Regions from separate parts of the Mus musculus genome. Here region 2 is linked to region 1. The links are chromatin loops, found by intact Hi-C in ENCODE. Cell type or tissue: heart. All regions are shown on one strand.

Evidence for each region. Peaks named below come from ENCODE experiments on the same cell type or tissue, not always from the same donor. Only the 100,000 strongest peaks of a DNase experiment are listed, where the experiment ranks them.
Region 2: it touches region 1 in a loop (5-fold over the local background); 12 of 42 quality-filtered maps call a loop at or near these places.

What each region holds. Positions count from the first base shown.
Region 1 is chr10:77,912,815-77,920,814 of GRCm38, reverse strand. Trpm2 (transient receptor potential cation channel, subfamily M, member 2) reads left to right here. Exons shown (of 34, transcript NM_138301.2): 25 at 283-370; 26 at 1,110-1,197; 27 at 1,793-1,950; 28 at 2,662-2,735; 29 at 3,007-3,108; 30 at 6,017-6,103; 31 at 6,905-7,010. LOC115487515 (a small nucleolar RNA gene) reads left to right here and starts at 6,964; the gene lies at 6,964-7,017. In heart, a CTCF peak has its summit at 4,015 (motif pointing right); DNase peaks (open chromatin) are centred at 7,324 and 7,994; H3K27ac peaks cover 1,066 bases; H3K27me3 peaks cover 236 bases.
Region 2 is chr10:77,629,870-77,637,869 of GRCm38, reverse strand. Ube2g2 (ubiquitin-conjugating enzyme E2G 2) reads right to left here. Exons shown (of 6, transcript NM_019803.3): 2 at 7,109-7,144; 3 at 6,976-7,021. Among named protein-coding and RNA genes, the nearest start is that of Mir1930, 7.4 kb to the left of the region's middle. In heart, a CTCF peak has its summit at 7,674; a DNase peak (open chromatin) is centred at 2,839; H3K27ac peaks cover 1,276 bases.

The DNA of each region.
Region 1 (8,000 bases):
CCAACACCAAGAGGCAAGCACAGACAAGTGGGTTGTTGTGAATACCATTCCCTATCCCCCACAGCTGACACCTCTGATGGCTCATTGGGTTAGGCCACATGAGCCTGGGTTGTCTGAATGCTGGGACAGTTTTATTTTATGATACAGATGTGTGTCATAGATACTTTCCAATTACAAGAGACAGTATTGAAGTGAGAGCTGGTGGGATGCCACATCTGGGCTGCTGGGTTTGGTGGGGTTGTCTGGAATTGTGGTCTCATTTGTCCATTTGTCTTCTTTCAGAGTGGACACCATGGTGGATCTGCTGGACATGGACCAGGTGAAGAGGTCAGGCTCCACAGAGCAGAGACTGGCTTCCCTGGAGGAACAGGTAAGTAGGTAGGAAGTCAGGGTCTTGTGGGACATTTTGTGTTGTGGTATGGCAACACTGAGACCAAGCACTTTGGGAAAAGATGCAGGAATGGATATTTGTAAGAGGAAGGGGCAAAGAGCAGAGGAGGGAGGGAGGGAGAGAAGTAGAAGAGAGTGAGAGAAAGAGAAACAGAGACACATACACACAAACACACATATATACACACATACTTACACACACACATATACAGAGAGAGAGAGAGAGAGAAAGAGAGAGAGTCAGAGACACACACAAACACACATACATACACATACATACATACATACATACATACATACACAGAGAGAGAGAGGGAAGGAGAGAGAGAAAGAGACAGAGACAGAGAGAGAGAGAGAGAGAGAGAGAGAGAGAGAGAGAGAGAGAGAGGAGAGGAGAGGTGGAAGAGAGTGAGAAAAAGAGAGATAAGGAGAGAAAAACCTTCTACCCAAGCCTTCTAACATTGGGCTTCCCCAGATTTGAATTGTGAGGCTCCCATATTCGGTACATGTTCCTGGTGGTCCTAGAGTACATGGCTCCTCTCTCTACTTGAGACCACTGGGGGCCAGAGGCTCAACCCCCAAGTTCTCTTCCAAGGCTGCATGGACCATCAGAATGCTTGGGTCACTTGGGGGATTGATGCCAGACTTCCAGGCCATAAGCCACATGCAACATGGATCACAGGAGGCCAACCTAGTCTTCCCTGGGACATGCCATCCAGGTGACTCAGGTGACCAGAGCTTTGCACTGGATCGTGACAACCCTGAAGGACAGTGGCTTTGGCTCAGGAGCAGGTGCGCTGACCCTGGGTGAGTATTTGGTCTCTTAGGAGCTGTCTCCAATGGTCTGAGTGGTTTTGGGTCTGGAGGATGGGCTTAGAGGAGAGGCAGCTATAGGGGTTTCTCTGAAGGAGGACTTTGGCTGGAGCTGTCCCTGTGCCCTGGGGGACAGTCCTTACCTCCTCCTGTGAGCTGAGCAGGTGTCTCCTGGCTTAAGCAGGTTCCTGGGCTCCTGGGGGCAGCATGCCATGCCTCCATGACCTCCTTTATATATCTTGCTGCAAAGTTGGGAGCAGGGAACAGTTCTGGGTGACTGAAGCTATCAATCACATCAATCAAGACATAGAAACTTAAGCCCATTTCCCTAAATGTTCAGCCAGTAAGGACATGGACATGAATGATCATGGTCTTAGATGAGGCTAGCCCCTAGGGAACAAACTTGCCCCCATTAATTGGACAGGCCCTGTAGCAGCCGGTGATATTAACCAACTGTTGAGATATCTAAGTGTGACTTTAGCGGCAGGTATCTGGTAGGGGATGGTGACCTTTGTCCTTCCATGGCTGAGATCCCTGGAGTGGCAATCAGGGTGTTGGGACTGTAACTCAAACTGGTGACTGTTTCTAGCACCCCAGAGGGCCTTCGATGAGCCAGATGCTGAGCTGAGTATCAGGAGGAAAGTAGAGGAACCAGGAGATGGTTACCACGTGAGCGCCCGGCATCTCCTCTATCCCAATGCCCGCATCATGCGCTTCCCCGTGCCTAACGAGAAGGTGCCTTGGGCGGTGAGTTTATCTCTCTTATGTAGGCCATATCGGGAGGTGTTAGTCTCTGGGGGAGGAGAAGAGGTCCTCCCGAGTTCATGGTAGCCTCCACCCACTCTATCCTCTCTGGTCATCTGAGCACTTGACAGCTGAGGAAACTAAATGAGGCAGGCATGCAAACAAATCACACGGGCCGCATGGCCAAACTGTGGAAGGGGCCGGCGGGGTGAGGGACGGTGGCTTTACAGAGACATGGCTCAGGGATGCTCCTGAAACTTTTCATGTGCTCCAGATGTCCTGGCCCTGCCATCTCACCCACCCTCCTTGTTCTTGACATGTCCGTACCCAGTGAACAACTATCATTCCCTTTTGAGTGCCCAGCACGAGAGAGAGACCTCTATTCAGGGACAGGAATGCTGGCACCCGCAAGTTCACCTGCTTGTGGGCTTGCGGGCTTGCGGTTCCCATGTAGCCCCCGACCCATCCTGGGAAAGGTTCACACCATCCACGCTTGGGTCATGCTTGGGCTGGTCCCATGGGAGTGTTCATCTGGAGTCTCGTCCTCAACTCTACCAGGGCTGGGAGATACCCAGGCACACTGGGCAAGGGAATTTGGTCCTGGTTGGCTGGTGTCCTTGTATGAAGCTGCTCTTGGGCCCATTTGTAGCCCTCAGGCCTAGCTCGCTTGGGAGTGGGATGGAACCCTGAGGAAGCTCATTTGCTGTCTTGCAGGCAGAGTTTCTGATCTACGATCCTCCCTTTTACACCGCTGAGAAGGATGTGGCTCTCACAGACCCCGTGGGAGAGTGAGTGGCCCCTTCCTCCACAGGGAGTGCAGACTTCACATGGGGCAGGCCCAGGCAGGTTCTGCCTCATCTGGGAACTCCAGAGCAGCTCTTCCTGTCCCAGATACAACTCATTCTGACAATGGGCATGAGCAATGGACAGAGACCCCTCTCAAAGGAAAGGCCTGGGTGACTGTAGTTGAGCCACCAATGGAGGCCGCGCCCCTGTCCCTCTGTGTTACTCTGCCATAACCTCCCTCCGACAGGGACATCTCCTTTTGCTTGTTCCCAGCACTGCAGAACCTCTGTCTAAGATCAGTTACAACGTCGTGGATGGACCGACGGACCGTCGCAGCTTCCATGGAGTCTACGTGGTCGAGTATGGGTTCCCGTTGTGAGTATGCTGAACCTCAGCTAGCATCAGCAATGGGGCGCATTTCTCTCTGAGAGAGCTGACTTCTCTTTCTGGCAAAAGCAAACGAGAAAAGGAAACTCGGTGTGTGCTGTTCCCTCAGAGTCTGCTTGCTCAGAGCCTTTCCCTGGAAGGTCCCTGGATCCACCACAGCAGTGTCCCAAGTACATGGGTCTGTTGGAACCTGGGGGCTTCAACTTATGGTCGGAAACTTGGGGGGCATAGTCAAGTCTGAAGAGAGCACTCTGGCTCTAGAGCATGTTGTAAAAAATATTTAAAAAATCCTGCCACGGGGTTCCTTCCCTCCTTTGACCATTTATGTTTCTGGATGAAAGACACACACACAGAGCCTTTATATTTTTAAATATACCTTACTCAGCACAATAGCTGGGCAACTGCCGAGCCTCCAGGCTGTTAGAATCGGCCTCCCATCGATAACCCCATTATTACTTTCTGTGTTCCATCTTGGAGGATTTTAACCCAATTGGGCAGCCCTCTGGGCCACATTCTCTTGGTCCAGAGCCAAGATGCCTCTTCTTGCTTCACTCTCCCATGACTACTCTGTCTCCCTTGCCCTGCTTCCTCCTCCTCAGGAAACCTAACCCCACCCCCACCCCCACCCCCGCCAATGTCTCTTCTCCGCAGCTATTGGCACTGGCATTTTTATTTACCAATCAGAATTAAATGGGGGTGGACTCTCTCGCCTTTGGGGCAAAAAATTTGGGAGGATGCAAATTAGCATTACAATACAAGCCCCATTAGGCCAACCCACTACAAGACTGGTGGGCCCACGTTAGGGATAGTAACCTTTTCCAGCAACTATGATGGGCTAACAGTACCCATAAATACCCATAAATACCACTGTGTTTCCAGATGGGGTGTGGCCAGCAGGGGGAGCAGTGGAGCAGAGGATGCCAAGGGGCCTGTGGGAAAGGGAAGGCAGGCATTTAGGAGAATATTCTGGAACAGTGAGTGGGCTACTGTCCCTGGAGCCAGAGGTTGAATACGGTGGCAGCAGTGGAGGGGTAGTCTGAAATAGACCAGGGCTCTAGCCTGCATGTCTGCATGACGGGGCCATGATGACTGGGGCGAAGACGGCTTAGGAAGCAATGTCAGTTGCGGAGTGAGAGACAGGGAGGAAGAGCAACACTCAGGTGACTGGCACATACCTGCTGTCATGACAACTGTGTGGAAACATAAGCAGGATGGACCGGAGAGGACCACTCTACATTTGAGGCGGGGTCTCTCCATGAGGCTGAAGCTCAGCAGTTGGCTAGGCTGGCTGTCAATCATCCTCCTGTCTCTGCCACCCCTCAGATTACAGGTGTGTGCTTTTATGCTCACTTTTATTTTTTACTTTTTTTAAACATGAATTCCGAGGATTTAAACTTAGTCCTTACACTTGCATGGCTAACACTTTTCCTACTGAGTCTTCGTTCAGCCCCAATAACTTTTTTTTTTTTTAACGTAATCACATACTTAATGTAGTTAGGACTTGCACACTATTGTTTTTTTTTTCCTTTTTTTTTCTTTTAATTGTATTTCCTAGATATAGCTTCCATCTGTGAAATGATTGTCTTCGTCTGTTTTATGTTGCTCATAATAGAATACCAAAGACTAAGTAGGTTATGAAAGAAAAAAAAAAAAGAATGTTGATTCTGGCTCAAGGTCAGGCACTCACAACCAGCAATGCCTTCTTGCTGATGGAGGCAGAGGAGGTGCAGGATGTCACATGGCTAGGATAGTCTGGGAGGGCAGTCACCTCCTGAAGATCCCACCGGACCCCAACGCTCCAAGAGCTCATGGTGTATTTGGGAGCTTTGGTAGGGACAAGCGAGGGTTATAATGAAACATTGTCTTCTTTTCTTCTACAAAGTAGTGTTTGAAGTTAAGCGGTCTTACTGGACCACACAGCTGGAGGTAGTGGGGGATGTGCAAGGCAGAGAAGATGCTGGGCCAGTCAGCTCTCCATCATTATGAAAGACTCAGAACAACCAGCAGAGAAACCGAGAATAATCACTGTAGCCTCAGTTTGAAGCTTTTAGTTCAGACTCAAGGCAGCCCTGGTGACTCTGTGGGAAGGAAACCCCACCATGGCAGAGTGTGTAGAGTGGAGAGAGCTGCTCACCTCCAGGCTGAGAAGCAAAGGGGGAAGAGGAAGCTAGGGTTCTTCAAAGGGTGTCCTGATAACCTAAATCTCCCATCAGGCCTTGACTCCACCTCCCAAAGACTCCATGTCAGGACCAACCCAACGGGTGGTATGGGAACTCAGCTGAGCAGTGGGGCATGGGAAGGGAGGGAGGGTCACAGAGGACACTAGCAATACTGAAGAAAGCAGAGCCTGCCCATAGGGTGAGTCTCGCTCGCTGGCAGATGTGGAGCGGTGAGCAGGGAGAGTCATATATGGAGGAGACCGCTTGTCCTGTGGTAGCACCGGGGTGTGTCTCTCTTTGTTTTGCATCAAAGTCATGAAAACCATCAGTTCTCAGTCCCGATTTAGAATGGGGTCTGGTGGTGAGAGAGGGGTCCTGGCCCAATGAGAGGTCTGCAGTTAATACTCTGTGCTCCCAGAATACAGTGAGTTCATGTAACCACAACCTGGTTCCTTCAGCCTGGCTTTCAAGTGCAGCCACCCATTGTTTGTGACCGCAACCACCAGACATAGGTCTCTGGGTGTTTGACCCTACTTGTGGAGGAGGGCTGGCCGTGGTGGTTGCACACAGACTAGAAGCCCTGGCTTTGCTCTGTGAAGAGCCTTGTGGGGCCAGGACAGGTTGTCGGGAGCTGGCATCTCTGCTATGCCCATTGTGACTTGGCTCCACTCATCCAATGTCCCTGGTTTTAACCTCCCCGTCAGATGCAGTGGCTAAGTGAACCCTTTCTAACCTAGGAACCCCATGGGCCGCACAGGGTTGCGTGGTCGTGGGAGCCTCAGCTGGTTTGGTCCCAACCACACTCTGCAGCCAGTTGTCACCCGGTAAGCACCATGTCTGCCATCTGCATTTTGGCTCCAAAGATGCTCCTCCCACCCGCGTGAGTTCCGAGGGCCTGTGGCATGGCCTTTGTACTTGGTATCTCATGAAGCCTGTGGGAAAACATACGCTGCATCCCACCCTCTCTGAGAAAGCCCAGGCTACTCCCTTCCCCCTGGAAGCTGCCTAAGTTTTTGGGAGTAGTCCCTTATCCATACTAGGGGCTGATAAAAACGGTGTTTAGAGCCTCTACTAAAGAGAAGAAGTTACAGAAATTACACACACACACACAAAAAGCAAAGCCTACCCACAATCCCATAGGAATGTTAAAGTTTGGAAGGTTTCCTACCAGAGGATATGTGCACATTCACACTCTCACACAGCCTTGCATGTACCCCTCAAACCTCATGTCTCCAACCCTGGGTCCCGCCTACCTTCTGACTGGCTGACTGGCTACGCTTGGGGAAATGCTCTGGGGGTCCTAGCCCCGGTTGTATGGAGCCCAACAAGGCACTGGGCTCTCCTGGCAGTGCCAGTGACCTGGGTCAGACTGGAGAGGGACTGTATCCCTGTGGCTTCTGTCTCCGTTCTGCCTGGGAACTGGGGGTTTAAGAAAAAAGATGGTGGGTGGGTGGTGAGGTAGAGTGAAGAACATGGCAGGGAGGGGGGTGGTTGGAGGTGGAGGTTGAGGGTGTGGGGGAGGTGGCAGAGGGTTTGATGCTGCTTCCAGACCCAGCCAGTCCCCGCCAAGTGCTCTGCCCAAGGCCACCTGTGGCCGTGCAGATGTAAGTGGGTCCCCTGCATAGGTGGAAGAGGAACCAGGGTGGAGCCATCTGCCGGAAGAGTGTCAGGAAGATGCTGGAGGTGCTAGTGATGAAGCTGCCTCGCTCTGAGCACTGGGCCTTGCCTGGGGTAAGCAAGGCATCTTCTCTGTCTGTCCCACTCACTGTCTGACGACAGCAGCCCCGCAGTCATCAGCAGAGACAGTGACAGTCTCCGCCTCCCGTGGCCCTGGATGAGTTAATGTGGCTCAGTGCCTCTTTGAAGCTCCCTCCCTGGCTTCCTCATAAGCTCACGTTCTGGTGTGTTCTAGGCCAGGCTCACTGGGATGTTGGAGGGGATAACCCACAGTGGCTCAGATGTGGACTGCTTATCCTGCTCCAGACTCTGAGTTGAGCCCTGATGGCAGAAGGGTGCTGTTTAAGGGGTGTTGCATAAGTCTTGGGCTTGGCAACAGCAGCTGGCTGTAGGGCTCAACTTGAGAGGGCACCTTTCAAGTTGGTAATGACAGATTTGGGATGCAGAGGCCCAGGCTGTCCATGCCGGTATGAATCCACATTGCTCATTTTCTCCATCGGTTTATCCTGCCTGCCCCTCCTCCCACCCACCGCCAGGCCCCACTTAGGGCAGGGGTCAGAACTTGTCCTGCTAGGAGAGATCGAGTAAAGCCTGGGATGTCCCTCCTCTGCCCCTACTCCCCGAGCCTGTGGTCTTCCCAAATTCAACAAGCTGTCCTCCTGAAGACCTCTGTCTGTGGCCATGGCTCAGTGGCTGCTTTGGGAGGAACACATGTCCCTGAAGTGTGGCATGGGCAGTAGTGTCAGCCGGGGTCTTCAGGCTCGAGAGGTTGCAGGGCCAGGGCAGCATCCAGGTCTTCTGATGTTCAAAGCTTAGTGGCAGGAACCAGGCCGAGGGGACTGGGGACAGCAACCAAAGAAGGTATTGCACCTGTCCCTCTCTGGTGCCAAAGATAGTGAGAGGTGGTGACAAGGCTCATTGGCCTTCATGGAGTCATTGTGGCTACCCTTGCTCTACTTTAGCCCCATGCCCTGCTCAGGCTGTGGACTGCTAAGGCAGATGGTGATCTGGACAGTGTCACTCAGCTAGCAAGCTGACTCCGGA
Region 2 (8,000 bases), 280 kb after region 1:
GAACAGAGAAACAGCCCAAGAGAGCTTTCGAACAAGTTTTACTCTCTGCTTCTGGGAGTAAAGATCCTCACCCCAAAGAACAAGAAAGGAAACTAAACACCCAAAGCACGCACCATCACTGGTGCCGACAAACATCTTCCATCCCCGACTGCAAACTCTGGCTACATTACTATCTCCAGCATAGCAGCAGAGAACTGTGCAACCTGCTGCCCATGGGTGCCTACTTAAGAGCTTCATTGGCTTCTCTGTCTGTGAGAAAAACACATGTGGAAGACAGTGACTGGACTGTCATGTTACTCCTGCCCGACCGAGCCCACTACCTAACTCAGCCTGTCCTCCAGAGCTGCCTCAGATCATACCAGCAACACACATGTAAACAAGGAACTCCAGCCAGAGCCTGCCTTTCACTGTTAGATGCTGCAAGGTGAACCTGGGTCAGGAAGACAGAGGCTCAGAGTAGCCTCCTGATGCTGCAAACTGTTTGATACCTTCTGCCTCTATACCCTGGGCAGCTGTTCCTACCTCACCAGGGCCCAGAACATGCGACAAGGGGATGCATGCACCACACATCTGGCCACATGCCAGGCTGATGAGACTGGCTGGCTAGGCAACAGGGGTTATCAGAAACTTGTCTGTTCCCAGGACCTTGTTAACAACAGGATACCACCATAGGAAGCTGTGACTAGAAAAGGGGCCACATGCACCTTTGCTGTCCCAGCAACTTGGATGGATAGGGACACCCTTCTTCTTGGTATTTAAATGCTTCTTCCACAGCTAGAACCAGGATAGTAACATATAGGGTTTGCTCCATTGGAATTCGAGGTCAACTCTATAAGGAGTCACAGCCACACTTAGGACATTAGGTGTCTGAGACAGAGTCACTGCTAAAAAATCTTAAACACAAGTGCAGTATTTGAAAGGCACTAAGTCTGTCAACTATAAGAACTTTACAGTGAATTCTAACAGAATAACACAGCATTCACTTGCCTACATAAATGCTAACCTTACTCATGCTGGAATGTATTCAAATACAGACATATGTAAGCAAAAAGGCAAGCGCCTCCTTCAGCCTATGTATGTCCTCTCCCAGAAGACTGAGCACTGCGGTTCTGCAGGCTCTCCTGTGTGCAACTTTAGATTGTAGCGTGGGTATGAGTGATGGGAATGAAGTTCTCAAACACCCACACTTACAATGTTATTCAAGCAGCAACATCCTACAAACTCATCTGATGACTTCACAAAACACCAACAGGAACCCTGCAGAAAATGTTGTGTGTATGGACATTCATGGCACTTGGAACAGCCTGAAGTCTAACAGAAAGAACAAGGCCAGAGCTACAACAACCAGATGGTGCAGTGCATGGCATAAGGACGGGCACAGAGCAGTGACCTCGGATGTCCAAAACTAAGGCCCAGTATCATGGTCTATACTGACCTTTGACAATGACATCAAGATTATTTACTCAATGGGGAAATTCAACAAAAGGCCCTGAGGCATGAGGACAGTCACAGGCAAAGAGTGAAGGCTGACTCCGTTCCTACATTTCACTCAGTACAAACTAACTGACGGAAATGTGGAGAGCTACATGCTACTGGAGTACTTAGCACTCATTGTCAACCTGACAAAATCTGTAACCTCCTAGAAGGTAAGCGTCTGCGTCTGCTTGGGAGGGTTGATCTCAATCAGGCTAACTGAGATGAGAAGACCCACCCTAACTGCCACACAAATAAAAAAACGTGCAAAGGACCAGAAAGATGCTCAGTGGTTTAGAGCACTTGCTGCTCTTCCAGGTCCCAGGTTTAATTCCCAGCATCCATTTGGTGACTCACCACCATCCTAACTCCAATCCCAAGAAAAGCACTTCCCCTGGCCTCCACTGTATCATGCAGTCCACATGCACACATGGGGACAGAACACTTCCCAGGAGCCCTCACCCCTCTCTGCTTCCGGACTGTGATCCTGTGTAACACCACCTCACACTCCTGCTGCTGTGACTTGCCACCATAATGGACTATGTTCTCAAAAGCCAAAAAGAATTCCCCCGCTCCCTCTCTGCTGTCCTGGAACCTGTTCTGTAGACAGGCTGGCCTCTGCCTCCTGAGTGCTGGGACAAGGCTAAGGAGTGTGCAACCACGGACTGTCAAGCCTTTCTCTCCCCGTTTGCTTTTGTTAGGGTATTTTATCAGAACAATGGGAAAGTAACTAATACAGTTATTACGCTTGTAAAGAAAGTATGAAAGAAAGCCCCTAACCTCTGGCTCTATGTGATGCTAAAGCACAGGGCACTAAAGGAAACCACTACAGCAGCTGAAAGGCGGCCTGGTGATTAAGAGAACTTGCTGTTCTTGCAGAGGACTGAGTTCAGTTCCAAGAACCTACATTACCATTTGCAACACCAGTTCCAGGGAACCCGACCTGTCCCCCAAATGCTCCTGTATTGAAAATGTGGTCCCAGGCTAGAGTGATGGCTCAGCAGCTAAGAGAGCTGACTGCTCTTCCAAAGATCCTGAGTTCAATTCCAGCAACTACATGGTGGCTCACAACCATCTGTAACGGAATTACAGATGCCCTTTTCTGGTGTGTCTGAAGATAGCTACAGTTGTCATATATATAAAATAAATAAATTAATTAAAAAAAAAAAAAAAAGGAAACGACGTGGTCCCGGCTGGCAGGGTTCCCAGAGCCCTGAGCACACAGCTGACCAGGCCATTGGAGGGCTGGAGGACATGGGTCCCAGGAGTGTCAGGGTGCCTCTGAAGGATGTGTCTTGCCTCTTCTGACTAGTCCTCTCCTCCCTTCCTGCTTCCTCTCTCACAAACAGTAAGTTGTTGTCTCTGGCACTTGTCTCCATGATGAAACCATGACAACATAACCACTGACAAGCCTCTATCTACACGGGACGACCCGGACATCAAAGCCCACCCCCAGTGCTCAGCCTGTGCAGAGCCACAGTGACAGGCCATGCAGGAGGGCAGTGGCAAAGCCAGCAGGAGGTGTCAGGCTTCCTCGGTGTCCAAAAATACCAGGGACGCAGGAGGCCCTAGAGACCCACGAGAATCTGAGGGAAGAGAGGCCCCACTCACCAAAGAATAAAAGCCCAGCCAGTTCTCTGCCAGAACAGCAGGGTGAGACAAACCCACAGGAGGACAGTTAATTCCTTGATAGATGTTCTAAGAACATTTGTAAACGGCCTCTTCTTTGTGAAGGGTCTGGAACAGGACCAAAACCCACAAAGTCACTAGATCTTGAAGCAGGGGAATTCCATACTAACGCAAAAGCCCTATTCAAACACAAACGTGCTCTCCCAAAAATCAGTTCTAATTACTTTTTAAGACGGGTTTTCAATATATTTGTTTAACTTTATGCTGTTTATATAAAATTAGTAATAGCTAACAGACTTTTAATAATGCACTTTTAAAAATCCATACTAAAGAGAGCTCAGCTGTTCTTTAATAAGCTTCTACACCCATGGATGCATATGACCCACCACCTTCCAAATATTACAGACTGATCAGGTGCCCTGACCTCTGCAGGCCTCCTAACAACCGCTGCTCCTACGGCAGGCACGCCGCTGATGGCATACGAGTAAGTGCAGGTGTGCCTGTGTTGACACAGGACATAGCAGATGAAATAGACAGGACACACATCAGTTCACACACATGATCACATGATCATATGCTTCAGTTCACAGATCACATGATCACCTGCTTCTTTAAAAGCAAACAAGGCCTGGGGGCATGGCTGGAGGCCCAGAGTTTGATCCCCAGCACTGAAAAGTAAGAGAAAGTACACGGAGCTCCACCTGGCAGGCCACAGCCATGCCCTGGCTTGGGGCAGCCCTGGCTACAGGCCTCTATCGTCCCACAGAAAAGCAACAGAATCATCCCTCCCGTCTGGCTTCACCAGTGTGATCTAGAATCAGCAAGTTCCAGAAATGATTCCTAAATTTAAATAAATTTTATTATAGAATATTATCAAAATTTGGGGGGCGGGTTTAGATAGTTGTTTGGTTGATTTTTTTTTCTTTCTTTCTTTTTTGAGACAATGTCTCTCATACAGCCCTGGCTGTCCTAGAACTCACTAGGAAGACCAGGCTGGCCTCACACTCAGGCCTCCATTGCCGCTCAAGTGCTGGGGTTAAAGGTGTGTGCCATTACACCCAGCCAGTTTTTCTATTTTACTAGCTCTTGTGATTATTGCTACAGCCCAAGGTTTCCAGCATCCACCGGAAACTTTGGACATAGCCCTCAAAACCACAAGGCACAACTGTACCGCACTGCACACAGACTCCGGGAGACTTAGAAGAAATGGGACCCAGCAGGCAGTAAGGTCTGAGAGAAATAAATAAGGGCTGCGGTGCTTGCTCTCGGTCCTGGATAAACTTTAAAGACAACCAAACTCCTTACTCCCACTCAGCTTCCATGCATCATCTAAAGCTCACAGGGCAGAAATGACCAGTCCTCTTCCTAGGCCAGCCTGCATGGCTTCAGGAACAACTGTGCCAAGCCTGTAATACCAGCAAGTCAGCAAGCTGAGAAAAATGATCAAAAGTTCAGGTATCCCTGGGCCACAGGAGTTCAAGACCAGCCCAGTAAACTTAGCAAAACCCTGGCTCAAAATCAGAAAGAGCTTGGGCATAGGTGTGGCAGTGCCCTGACGCACACGGTTCCAGGTATGCAAGGTGGCAGTGCTCTGACAGCACGCACACCATTCTGGGTATGCAGGGGTCGGGGCAGGACGGCCACAATGTGCTCTAGCACAGACATAAACAAACCCTCCTTGCTCAGAGCTCACAGTCCTGTAGTCAAACCTTCTTCCCTACCCTGTCCTCCAGACCAATAAAATCCAACCTGAAACACTACAGCCAATTGAAACTTGCATTCACTAACAAGAAACTGATTATAGAATGCACTTTCCTCAGACTAACCTAACTTCATTTTCTTGTGCATCTAAGGTAGAAAGAAGAAAGTTTAGCAGGCCGAGTCTGATCAGCGAACATCCTAAACCCAGGTTTCTATTTCCAAGCAAAGTGACTCTAAGAAGTTAAATATCACAGCATCTACATTGGGGCTAGGAGCCATAAGCTCACTCAGGACCAAGAGCAATGCAGGACCTGCATGCAAGAGAAAGCAAACAGGAAATAAGAAGCAGAGGAGGGGAGGGGAGAAGAAGAAACAAAAGCCTTGGCTCTTCAGGTGTAATGCTGCTGCTCCTGTAGGTCCGAGGGCTCACCTGCCGCTTTGAGGGCCCTTTTCCTACTAGGAAAGCCACACACACTATCTAAGGCTCATCCACCATGGCAAGGACATATTATGAGACACACACACACACACACACACACACATATAAACATACACATATGTTTCTCTGTCTAGCTTCCTGGTTTCTAAGCTGTTCTTCTGGGTTGGGCCTTCAGCATTTAGACAGACCAGTCAAATTGGGTCATAAAGAAATTCTCTGACTTAACTTTCTCCGTGATAGGTGCTAAGACCATCCTCCATCCTGAAGGGTCTGGGCTCACGACCTTGATAAAATAATGTACAAGGGGAGGCCAAGAAGGTTAAGCAGACAGGCCAGCTGAGCTCCCATGCAGGCTGTCAGTCACACATACTGTGAACAGGCATCAGAGAAAGAAGAGAGTGGTACTAGAGGGTGGGGTTGAAGCCTCTGGACAGCAGCACATGGCAGCTCACAGGAAGATGAACAAGAATCCACCATGTGCTACAAAGTACACAGGCCTTGCCCAGGATCTCTTCACTGCATATCTGTACTATTCGAAAGCCCTTTAGAAGGGCCAGAGAGATGGCTCAGCAGTCAAGAGCACCTGCTGCTCTTTTTTTTTTTTTTTTTTTTAAATTATTTATTTATTTATTTATTTATTATATGTAAGTACATTGTAGCTGTCTTCAGACACTCAGAAGAGGGGGTCAGATCTTGTTACGGATGGTTGTGAGCCACCATGTGGTTGCTGGGATTTGAACTCTGGACCTTCGGAAGAGCAGTCGGGTGCTCTAACCCACTGAGCCATCTCACCAGCCCACCTGCTGCTCTTATAGAAGACCCAGGTTCAATTCCAAGCACCCACATCAGGCAGCTCACAACTGTTTCTAACTCCAATTCCAGAGACCCTGACACCCTCTTTAACCTTCACAGGCACCAGGCACACATATGGTACATGGACACGCATGTAGGCAAAACACACATACTCACACAGATACTTCAAAAAACAAACCAAAAGCACTCCAGAAGAAACTGCAGGTGTGAGTCAAGTGTTTCAGGGAGCTGCTTCAATGATGGAGTCATAGGAACCCCAACTTCCAGCTAATCAGACCTTCTAGACACCCAGACTTAAGCCTGAAGGGAGACTGTCATGGGGACAGAATCCCCTGGGACGTGCCACTCTCCAGGGAGACAGTGTCGTGACTGCACTGGATCAAAGCACACTGGCAGCCACTCTGGTGGGGAGAGACCCCACAGCTGGGGACACAGAGACACCTGCTGTGTTGTCCATGATGTGAAACCAAGGGGCAAGTAAGGCCCCACAGACTACATCACCATCTGGGATGGGTGCTGCTGGTGCACACCTTAAATCCCAGCACTTGGGAGGCAGAAGCAGGTTCAAGGCCAGCCTGGTCTATAGAGTGAGTTCCAGGACAGCCAGGGCTACACAGAGAAACCCTGTCTTGAGAAAAAAAAAAAACTAAATAAAAAAAAATTTTAAATATCATTTTGAAGCTATGTAAAGCTAATATTCACAACTAAATTGGCTATTGGTTCTAAGGAACTGCTATCATCTCCTTTGAATCCATGTTCGCCTGGCTTCTGCCCAGGAACAGCTGAAAGCTACAAGGCCCACTTGAGCCCACTCAAGTTCAGAGTTCAACATTTAGAGATTCTTATGTCTAGTTTCTAGTAAAGCATGGCGGGGGGGTGGGGGGGGAACGGACACACCGTAATTCACAAAAGTAACTCACATGATCAATGCCTCCCATTCAAAAAAATTCTCTTCATTCATGGGGCCTGCAGGGAAGAAAAAAACACATCCTAATTAGAAGACAGCTTTGGCAACTGGAAGGACACCATAATGAAATTACCCAAGCCCCTTACCTGCCACGATTCCTTCTGGAGGATTCAGGGTTAATTCTATAAAGGGAAAGAACATAGCCATTACCAAACAGAATGTGTGCTACATTGTCACTTAGCAAAGCACTTCCTTCCATGAATCATATAAACTACAGATTACAGGGGACACTTCTTCCAAAAGGGTGCCTCTTGGTCCCCAGATAAGTGCCCAGGCCTGAAACCAATATGGCTCTGAGCAGCCCTTTACACCAGTAAGAAGTGGAAATAAAGGCGGCAGACTGCCTCTCAGAGTGCTCCTGCCAGCATCTCTGACAAAGGCTCAGAGATCTAAAGTGGGGTATTCTTTAATTAAATGGCATTTCCTAACATTTTAAGAATTGGCACAAACCTCTCTGAATGTGACAGGGCAGAAGGATGAGAGGCCAAGCTCAGGCTGCAGGGAGACTGACATAATCAGATCCACTCTCTAGGTCAGCGATTGATTGTGCCACCACCCAGCACAAGCTCAGACAATGGCAGATGAGCCCACTACAGCATCACAGCCACTTAAGGTCACCTGCTGAAGACCAGTGTCTAGCTCTGCCACCAGGTGGCATGTCAACTCTTGGCAGCATGACTTTTACCTATGTCAGGTTCTGGTCTGGGGTGTGTCCCTAAGAGTCAAGGTTCAAAAGCAGGGTAGCAGGAGTGGGGGTGGGGAAAAACACAACCTTTGTGAGAGGTGGGGGCATGACAAAGTGTGTGACACTGGGTGTGTGACACCACAATTGGTGGTAACTACTCTCTGGTTTCCTGCTCCAGGTGTGATCACACCCTCATGTGCGACCCTGCACTCAAACCACAATGTGGGCCACCCGCTGCTCTCCCACTGACCCTGCTCTTGTACTTTGAAATCCAAAAATGTGAGATTAAAAAA